Linked DNA regions of Homo sapiens: region 1 is linked to region 2. The links are chromatin contacts, found by Hi-C or POLR2A ChIA-PET in ENCODE. All regions are on one chromosome and are shown on one strand. Each heading gives the region's core, a stretch centred on a gene start or an enhancer-like site at or near the end of the contact. The rest is flanking DNA. Distances are from core to core; before and after follow the strand shown.

Region 1 (5,057 bases), core at 958-3,457, 1.3 Mb before region 2:
TGAGCGTTAAGAGAAAACTGTCTAAATAGCATCAAGGTGGCAACACATAGCGACATAAGCTGGGAATTCAAAGAAAAGCTGTGACCCTCAGTATGGAATTCAGATTGCTTTGCACAAGGGAGGAAAGCCTTCCTCTGGACTGGGGTGAATATGAAGCTCTTGAATTACTGCTGTGTGGCTTCTGCTTTCACCCATCATAGCCTTGCTCTTTAAAATGTTTGGCAAAAATCCTCATTTTTTGAGGGTTTTGTGTTTGTGCATATTTTAAAAAAAGAAAGAAAACTCAGAGATGAGTTTTGAAAAGAAGAATGAAAACAAAGACTCTAGAAATGGGTGCTTGAATGCCATGCCTGCTCTGATTATCATCTGACAGTTAATTGTATACGTGGGCATCATTTTCAAAATGAGTTTTATTGACTGAATGTAGCTAGGTATTTTATAAATCCATAGCCCTGTTCATCCAAGGTCCAGAGAAGGGTAGATTTTTTTTTTTCTTTCATTCCCTCAACTGGAGGAAAATTGGGCATTGAGGAGATGATCAAAACCTGTTCTTTATCTGTGCCAAAATAAATGTTTCTCTGGTATCGATAGTGCCCTGCATTGAAGGAGAGAGGAAAACCTGGAAATCAGAAAATCTTTCCTATTTGGAGTGGAGGATAACACTTAGTTCCCAAGAGCAGCTTCTATGTCAAATCCTCTCCCTCATCAATTCTGTTTCCAGGTTGTATTCTTCAGAGCATAATAGCTGGCGTTTTCAGATTTGGCCTGTTTCTCTCTGATCTCCAGTCTCTCTCTCTCTCTCTCTCTCTTTTTTTTTTTTTTTTAAACGGAATACGCTCTTCCTCCCACTCTCCCTTTTATTTTTTTTTTAAAGCAGTGAATTGAGTTTCAGGGAGGTTATTTTAGTATTTATGATTCCTTATGAGAAATAATCAAGGAATGAAGAACCCCGATTGAAGCTAATTTTTTAACCTATTATTTCTTTGTGTTAACACAGAGTAGTGTTGGTTCCAAGTTCCTGATATTATAAGGACTATAGATTGTTAGTGATACAATCTGCAGTACCAAAAGTGTCAAGAGGCTGAGTAACCAGTATTCAAAATACAAAGAGTGAGTGTTGGGCAAATACATCGTGAGCAAGACTGGAATAACCCTTAAGGGAAAAGCCTTTGCCTTTATACCTGCCTTCTGAATGCATACCCTGCAGAAAGAGGCCTGTTTTACTAAGAACCACCTCCTCTCATCTCACTGACCTTAATGTATTTGTAAAAGATGTGTCTGTGTGGCTGTGGACATTGAATACTTACATAGTGAAACCAGTCTTCTAATGCACATACTTCACTTAATGGTTTTTAACTCAAGGTTAAATTTTGATTGTGTGGAAGGTTAAATAGTTGTGAAGCTGGCATCTAAAAATCTAAAAGGAATGGTCAAACAACATCCTTTCTGATTTCCTGTAAGACACCACTTAGAGACACATCGGAAGTGCTAAATAAATGTATGGTGAAGTGGAAATATGTAAAGCAGAACACCTGGGCTGAACCTCTGATTTGGGCGGCTGGATTGACCTTCCAAAAGAAAAACAAAATTATATTCTGTGATGAGGACTAACGGGAACTCGTGATCTGATTTTATTTATTTTTTAATCAGTAGTAAAGGTGGAAGGAGAAGTCCATGCCCCAATGTTTCTTCACTTTCTCATTCACTTATTCCTTCATTCATTCATCCAGCAACTATGTCTTGAATGCTTACTGTGTGCCAGTCCCTGGCACCGTTCTAGTTACCAAGACTTCAAGAAACAGAACAAAACAAAACAAAAAAACCCCTCTCTTGTTACAGAGGGAAGATTCTTGTACAGAAAATCTTGCTATAGGGATTTTCTTGCCCAGTGTTTGCTTACAAATGATGAGAATTGCTTCCAAGACATGGAAGAATATTCTGTGAGTATGTACCCCCATTTAAAAAGCAGTGGGAACAAAGCTTTCTGCCACCACACCATGGGATCAAATTTGATTCTTTTTTGTAAACAGTAATTCTAATACCCACAAACCTACCTGAAAGTTGCAGCAAGAGAAGACTGCATTCTACTGTGGTATTGGTCTTACGTCAGTCCCACCAGATTTGACTCATCCCACTCACAATCGTTCAGCCCTCTTCAGGAAGCCCAGTTTCAGTACTATGAGTCATAACAACAGATGTAACAGCAGGAGGTTCTTCACCTTGCAAACAAACAAAATAAACGGCAGTGAAAATTATTCATGAATGTATTATGACAATAGAAAGCAAATATTTTGCAAGATGTTCTCTTTAACTCCTCTGAGAGCTCTGTGTGACTCCGTTCATTCACCAATCCCAGTCACCTGGCATTGCTAGACATTGCCCTCCTTTAGTTGCAAAGCTGTCCTCCCCCAACAATTTAGACAGCCATATTGTAGGGGTTGATTCTTGCTTTGAGCTCAAACAGCTTCTAACACTCACCAAATCTCAGGTTAATCTTTGCATTGTCGTTCTACTCCAAACTCCAATAATCCTCCATGATTGACAAAGACTCTTCAGTCAATGCTTCCTCACTTGAATGCACAGGGGCTGACCCAGACCCGCTACCCAGACATTCTGATATCATCTGTGCTCATGCTGCCCTTGAGTTCTCCCTGGTAGGACTTGAAACAATTAGCACTTGATCCACAAGCATCAAATCCCCATACTCCTTGGTGTTTCAGAATATTGGGTGAAATCTAAGTAAGAAACATGAAGAAGAGCCTGTGTCCCAAATGCAGTTGCAGAAACAGATTTGCACTCAAGCCCCTGGACCTAGTTGCATTGAGCACATCAAAGAAAATATGACACCTGCATTTCCTGATTTAGAAATTCTTAGGAAGAGAGGGAAGGTTGTGGGGACTCCAGGGATAATAGGTCTCCCGCTGGCATGTCTCCTGCCAGGGTATGAGGATGCCTTTTCCACTGACTCAGCTCTGCTCCTCTCTGCTACCCTGGAAGGGTGACATCCCAGTCATGAAGAAACTGCAAAGTACCTTTTTCTAAATAAAGGAATGCAAAGACCTGATACGTTAGTGTTTGGACCTACAGAGGAGACTGTGTCTTTTCATTTACATAGGAAACTGAAATACAGGTTCAGAATCTTGAGTTTCATCTTCTGAAAAGATCACAGAATGTGGTGCAAGGTCAGACTGGCATGAAATCAATTGTAATCTGCCAGCAACCCATTCCAACCTCTTTAAGAGTTTCCTTTTATATATTTTTTCCCTTTATAGAGAGAGCAAAGTACATTTAAAGAAAGTCTCATCAAATCAGAATGTCTTTCTAATATTATTTTTTTAATTGGTTGCTACTGTAGTGTGACCTAAAGCCTCCTGGTGTTTAACCCTCTGTGCAACTTTGACTAATGAACAAATTTGTCTGCTATAGCAGTCTTGCTAAATGTCTTTTACAGGGTTTAAAAAAATTCACAGTGTATTATGAAAACCTCAGATCCCTCGACCTAATTGATTGGCTGTTGATGATGCCATGTCTATAACTGTAATGTTCTTTAAGTGTACAGACCTAACTATTTTTCTTATTTTTATATAGCAGTTCCATTTTATAATGACATTAAGCCATTCTGAGTGATACATTTCTGGGCAGTTATTGCACTTGGGTAGAAAGTATCGTCTGGCTTTTGGCCTCATGCCTTACAACACCAACCGAGGCGTAAAATGATCCCCCAGAAAATGTACTAGGCTTTACCTCATTACTTAAAAATAAATCTTGGAGGCTGGTTCTGTTTCAGAAAAGGTTTGGTGGGTTATAACATTTGATTTATGAACATAATTAAAATATAAATGATGAGCTCTGGGCTATTCAATCAGCCATCTGGATTGTTTGGTATTTTGACATATTCATATCGTAGTTAGGCTCTTCAATGGAAAATTTAATGTCCCTTAGTTCTAGAGGTGCCAGTGGAATCCCAGGGTTTCTATTCCACCTGTTGAAAACGCTTAAGTTTCTCTTTCAGGACAAAGGAAGGGGAACAGAATTTATTTTTAAGTTTCCATCACCCAGGGATAGATCTCGGCACATAGACCTTCTATAATATTTGATTCCTAGGCTGGGCGAGAGGATAGCTCATCTGCCCGTGGTCAGATAATATGCCTATAAATACTGCATGTGTCAACAGAGGGGAACATTTTTCTGTATAATGCAGGCAAGACTAACGCTTACCTTTTCAGCCAGCTATTACGGTAACTGTGGCAGCTGTAGCCATAAGTAGATAGTAGATGTTTCTCCAGAACTTAAAGAGTAAATTGGGAAAATCAGTTATCAAAACTGAAGGTGTATTTTTTGTGATTTAGTAAATGGTTTTTAAAATAAATTTTGGGTATAACAAATCCTTAGCTTGTTCTTCCCAATTTATGTGAATAATTGGCAACTGATAAACAGCTCATTAGGAACATAAAAAAGCATTTAACTAAAACTCAGTGGTACTGAAGAAGCAGGGTGGATTAAGTTTTTCAACACTGTCTTTATTATTGATGGAAGTTGAGCATGTAAAATCCTTAGTGCACTATGCTGAAAAATATGCCCTCTCTGTTTGCTTGTAAATTACATTAAGGAAAAAAGAAGAAAAACAAAATCCTTCCACATAGGCCAGCAAGCATTCTGCTTCTTCTTAATTAATGGCCAAAGTCAGCAGTGCATGAAAAACGTAGCCTTTCTGTAGATCAGAGATTAACCTATAAGCAGATGTTACATTTCAGCCCAAATTTTGGGCTTTAAATTTAGCCTCACCCAGAAGGTTCATGGGTAAGAATGATAGAGGTCCCCTAACTAGGAACTCTAGTAAGTGCTGCTGTTTCTGGGTATGAACTGTGAGGTAGCAGGTCTTCTGTTTTCTGTGTGTCCAGTGTCATAACCTTCTTCTTTCATTTTTTTTGTATCTTTTTTAAAAACTAAACTTCACTAACTAGTGTGTGTGTGTTACACGACTACAAACAATAAACCCACACCTGATGCCCAGCAGTTGTAGTTAGCCTAATATGTGGCCTCTGTCTCTGAAAGGG
Region 2 (5,416 bases), core at 2,130-4,629:
TGATATGGTTTGGCCGTGCCCTCACCCAAATCTCAACTTGAATTTTATCTCCCAGAATTCCCACGTGTTTGTGGGTGGTACGCATGGGGAGGTAATTGAATCATGAGGGCCGGTCTTCCCGTGCTATTTTTGTGATTGTGAATAAGTCTCATGAGATCCAACGGGTTTATCAGAGGTTTCCACTTTTGCTTCTTCCTCATTTTCTCTTGCTGCTGCCATGTAAGAAGAGCCTTTCACCTCCCGCCATGATTCTGAGGCCTCCCCAGCCATGTGGAACTGTGAGTCCAATTAAACCTCTTTCTTCTGTAAATTGCCCAGTCTTGGATATGTCTTCATCAGCAGCGTGAAAACGGACTAATACTTTTTTTTTTTTTTTGGTATTTCCTGTATAGATGGAGTTTTGCCACATTGCCCAGGGTAGTCTCCAACTCCTGAGCTCATGTGATCTGCCCACCTCAGCCTCCTAAACTGCTGGGATTACAGGCATGAACCTGTGATTGGCCTAGGTCTGCTGGTCTTTTAAGAAAATTTTAATGAAGGTTGGGCACGGTGGCTCATGCCTGTAATCCCAGCACTTTGGGAGGCAGAGGCAGGTGGATCACAAGGTTAAGAGTTGGAGACCAGCCTGGCCAACATGGTGAAACCCTGTCTCTACTAAAAATTAGCCAGGCGTGGTGGTGCATGCCTTAGTCCCAGGGGAGTCTGAGGCGCCTGTAGTCCCTCGGGAGTCTGAGGCAGGAGAGCTGCTTGAACCCGGGAGGCAGAGGTTTCAGGGAGCTGAGATCACACCACTGCACTCCAGCCTGGGCGACAGAACGATACCCCGTCTCAAAAAAAAAAAAAAAAAAAGAAAATTTTAATGAATAAGGGTAATATGGTTTGGCTCTGGGTCCCCACCCAAATCTCATGTCGAATTGTATTCCCACTTGCCAGGGGAGGGACCTGGTGGGACATGATTAGATTATGGGGTGGATTTCCCCCATGCATTTCTCATGATAGTGAGTTCTTATGAGATCTTTGTGTGTGTGTGTGTGCGGGGGGTCGGGGGGGACACTTCTTTTGTTCTATCTCTCCTACTCTGCCATGGTGAGACATGCCTGCTTCCCCTTTGCCTTCCACCACGATTGTACGTTTCCTGAGGCCTCCCAGTCTTGCTTCCTGTTATGCCCCTGAGTCAAACCTCTTTTCTTCATAACTTACCCAGGCTCAGGTAATTCTTTATGGCAGTGTGAGAACAGACTAATACAAAGGATTATAGGTTTTGACAGCACTTACACACAATAAACATGCAATTTCCTAAAATGAATGTGTAAAGACAAATAAGGGTTGCTCCAGAGACATGGTAAATAAAGCATTCTAGCAGTGTAGAAATAGGCAATGCTGTAAATAAGCTAGACTCAGAAATCAATGTGGGCTGGGCGTGGTGACTCATGTCTGTAATCCCCAAATTTTGGGAGGCCAAGGCAGGAGGATTGCTTGAGACCAGAAGTTTGAGACCATCCTGGGCAACACAGTGAGATCCCATCTCCATAAAAAAGACACAAAAATTAGTTGGGCATGGCACATGCATGAAGTCCCTGCTGCTTCAGAGGCTGAGGCAGTTGGACTGCTTGAGCCCAGGAATTCAAGGCTGCAGTGAGCCATGATCTCACTACTGTATTTCAGTCTGGGTGACAGAGTGAGACCCTGTCTCAAAAAAAAAAAAAAAAAAAAAGAAAACCAGCATCAACCTGAAATCAACCTGTTCTACAGTGACACCCAGGTTGAGGCCATAAACACAGTCACTCATGAGGAAAGGAAAAATGGCAGAGCCACATACATAAAATGTCCTACTACTCGCAGACACAAACACAGTCAGCCTGTTGAATGTGGAAGATTCCAAGTTAGTATCACCGCAGCCATGCCAATCTGCCAGTTAATCTGCCAGGGGAAGCGGATCCCTGTATCTCCAGGTGGTGGAAGTTGCAGGAGTCCTAGTTCAGGCCTCAGAGAGTAATCTGGCCTCTCCTGGGAGCTGCACCTGACCTGTACCTGTTTCCTTTTGTCAAAAACTGCGCCCGCATGCAGACTAGGGAGGCCTGCAGGTGAAACATAACAATCCCAGCGACAACAATGCCAGGAGTATAGGAAAGGCCACCGTCCATGTTAAATTCACACTTAAAAGTGTAGCTTGAGAGTCAGACCAGACCAGGGCAAGGGTGTAGGTGCTACTCTTAAAAGACGCGCTTCCACACTCAGCCTCTACGCAGATTTGGGACACCCAGCAGCCTGTCAAGTGGGTTTGCCATCATAACACATTTGTATCTTAAATGTGAAACATGGTTCAGTAATCACAATTCCCACACAGTTGTTGAAAATACAATTCAGGCCTGGCGCGGTGGCTCACGCCTATAATCCCAGCATTATGGAAGGCCGAGACGGGCGGATCACCTGAGGTCAGGAATTCGAGGCCAGCCTGGGCAACATGGTGAAACCCTGGGTGTGGTACAGCGTGCCTGTAATCCCAGCTACTCAGGAGAATCGCTTGAACCCAGGAGGCGGAAGTTGCAGTGAGCCGAGACCGTGCGGCTGCACTCCAGCTTGAGGGGACAGAGTGAGACTCCGTCTCAAAAAAAAAGAAAAAAAAAAAAACAAACCGAAACCAACCAAACAAAAAACAATTCAATAGGAGCACCTGGTCTTTTAACATGAAATCGTAAATATCTGGCTCAAACGTAACAAAGTAACACAAAATTTTAGTTTGAACTTCTGAAAATCGAAAATGGAAAAACTGCAATTTTCCTTATCATGCCCAGGTTAAGAGCATCAGGGTTAAGGGCACCAAGCGGGACACCCATGAACGGAGGCTTTGGTCCGTTTGGTTAGCTTTAGACAAGCGACTGCATTCATCCTCCTTCTCTCCTTAAAGATGGTGAACACTTCTTCATGTCATTGGAGTTGGAAATGGCTACAAAGCCTGATGGGAAATCCTTTATTCCACGGTCATTCGGCAGTTTCCCACGGCGGGGGAACAGTTTTAACTCGCCCGTGGGGAGGGTGGAGCCGGAGGTCAGTCCTACAAATGAGGTTTTGAGGGCAGAGAGCGGAGAAGACTCAGGAACGCGGCTCCCAGGATTCGCAAACCCAGTTCCCGGACACTGGCAGCGCGGCCCGCAGCCTCCACCGGCTGTGAAGCTGACCAACAGCGACAGGCGGGGCCGGGATCACGTGACCGACGTCTGGTCAGCCGGGCGTGCGCGGGAGCACGCAGAACTGTTCGGCCCCGGGCCGCGCGCCTTGCGTGCGCGCGCATGCCGGGGGCGGGGCATGTGGGCCAAGCCTCCGGCGCGCGCTGCGGGCGGGGGCGGGACGGAGCGGGGTGGAGGGCGGGGGCGGGGCCTAGTCCTGAGAGGCTGGGCCGGCGGCGGCTGCGGCGGGAGACCGGTGACCCGCGGCTGGGCGCCTCGGCCATGACTGCGGAGCTGCAGCAGGACGACGCGGCCGGCGCGGCAGACGGCCACGGCTCGGTGGGCTCCGCGGCGGCGAGCGGGAGCTGGGGGCGGGCTCCAGGCCCTGAGGGGAGCGTGCGGGGCCTGCAGGGCTGCGGGTTGCGGGCTGCGGAGGGCGCCCCGGCCGGGCGGGACAGGGGGTGCGCCCGCCAGCGTGGGTGAGAAGGCCAAGGGCTCTGCGGGGCTCGGGCCGCGGAGATTGAGGACTGCATCTTCGCGTCCGTGGGCGAGCTGAAGTTGTAGGGGGATTTCCAGATTTTGGAAAACCAAATATAAAGGGCTGGACGTGGGGTTCTCCGCCGCAGGGATCAGTAAGGTGAGCCCTCCTGGGCCCCGTCCGGGGTGAGAAACTTCCGAAAGCGGCAGCGTTGGTTGGTTTTGTTTTGCTTTGACTTTTAAATCAGTTTTATGGCGGCGTTTTTAAAAGGTTAAAGCAGACCGAAGTTATCTCACTTAAAGTCCGGAATTAATCACCGTCTTCTATAAGACCAGGGGTCCCAGTTACCACCACTTCCCTCCCTCCCAACCCGGCTTTAAAAACAAAACAGCGCAGCCTCCCCAATTATTGCCTTCATCGCTCTAGATTTTTAAGGAGGGGGAGGAGCTGCGTGATGAATAGAAAGTCTACTGATGATGATCTCCTGTTCCCAATGTCTAAGAAGATTGAAATCAATATAAGGACTTCTGATCTAAGAATCTGGTGAGAGTGAAAGAACCCTGGTTTGAGAGAAAAGCTAATGTCTGTATGAAGAAACTTGGGAAGAGGGCAATTTGAGCATGTCTTCTAGTGTTACTTCGGAATGTTATAACTTAACACCACCTCCTCACCCCTCAAGTACTGCACTTTTTCAAGAGAAAACGGGAAATCTGTGCCAGTTGTTCAAATACGAGTTTGGAGATGAGAAACTATATTTGTCGTACAAAGCTGGCAGACAGATACCCTCAGGTGAGAATCCTTTTATACCTTTTTACTCTTTTGTCTGGAAGGCCAGTAGTATTTAGCATGGAGACACTTTTTTTTTTTTTTTTTTTTTTTTTTCGACAGAGTCTCCCTCTGTTGCCTAGGCTGGAGTGCTGTGGCGCGATGTCGGCTCACTGCATCCTCCGCCTCACCCTCCTGAGTAGCTGGTATTACAGGTGCTTGCCACCGGCCCGGCTAATTTTTGTATTTTTAGTAGAGTCGGGGTTTCACCATATTGGTCAGGCTGGTCTCAAACTCCCGACTTAAGGTGATTCGCCCGCCTCGGCCTTCCAGAGTGCTGGGATTACAGGCGTGAGCCACCGCGCCCAGTCTGGACGCACTTTTTTTTTTTTTTTTTTTCCAGACGGAGTCTCACTTTGTCGCCCAGGCTGGGGTGCAGTGGCGCGATCTCGGCTCACTGCAACTTCCGTCTCCCGGGTTCAAGCGATTCTCCTGCCTCAGCCTCCCGAGTAGCTGGGACTACAGGCGCGTGCCACCACGCCCAGCTAATTTTTGTATTTTTAGTAGAGATGGGATTTCACTGTGTTGGCCAGGATGGTCTCGGTCTCTTGACCTCATGATCCGCCCGCCTCGGCCTCCCAAAGTGCTGGGATTACAGGCGTGAACCAGGGCGCCCAGCCTGGATGCGCTTTTTAAAACTCATGTAGAAAAAGATACTTCCAGGTCCTGGGCTCCGAAACGAAAGTATCATGCACTGACTTCTAATGGAAATATTGTTAGATGTTCACAAGTGCCTATTGAAATGTGTCAAGATTTTTCTCTGGCTTCAGAGGTCAGTTCTATTTGTTTTTAGCACAGTGATTTAAAAACATGGGAAAATTTTAGTTTGGAGACTATCATATTGATTTAGAGAAGAGACTATTTTAAGGGAGAGAGAAGTCATATTTAAATTTGTCGTGGCTCAGTCATTTAAGACCATGTGCCTATTAATCAGTGGCATCTTCAT

What was found. Hi-C counts contacts between places; a loop is a spot of excess contacts on that map. ChIA-PET counts read pairs that join two places held with the same protein, here RNA polymerase II (POLR2A). Pooled maps may share reads with other maps.
Region 1: a map with no recorded cell type shows a loop between it and region 2 (11-fold over the local background). The contact joins the enhancer-like site here to the promoter of USP28 in region 2. A Hi-C loop is called at or near these places in 2 of 37 single-sample maps with no recorded cell type and 4 of 50 pooled maps. POLR2A ChIA-PET finds 5 or more read pairs at or near these places in 2 of 52 experiments (AG04450 and GM12878).

The regions. Positions count from the first base shown.
Region 1 is chr11:115,219,726-115,224,782 of GRCh38, reverse strand. The region is part of intron 5 of CADM1 (cell adhesion molecule 1); the gene reads left to right. Among named protein-coding and RNA genes, the nearest start is that of CADM1-AS1, 170 kb to the left of the region's middle. RefSeq lists an enhancer at 1,435-2,243. Within about 2 kb of position 2,207, at least 6 of the 41 ENCODE cell types and tissues checked have a DNase peak (open chromatin) inside an H3K27ac peak, as active enhancers do; they include GM12878, where a contact is called at or near this core.
Region 2 is chr11:113,873,535-113,878,950 of GRCh38, reverse strand. USP28 (ubiquitin specific peptidase 28) reads left to right here and starts at 3,379. Exons shown (of 26, transcript NM_001346252.4): 1 at 3,379-3,506. The coding sequence starts at 3,450. RefSeq lists enhancers at 2,159-2,820, 2,871-3,120, 3,110-3,404, 4,991-5,416 and silencers at 3,141-3,300, 3,321-3,680.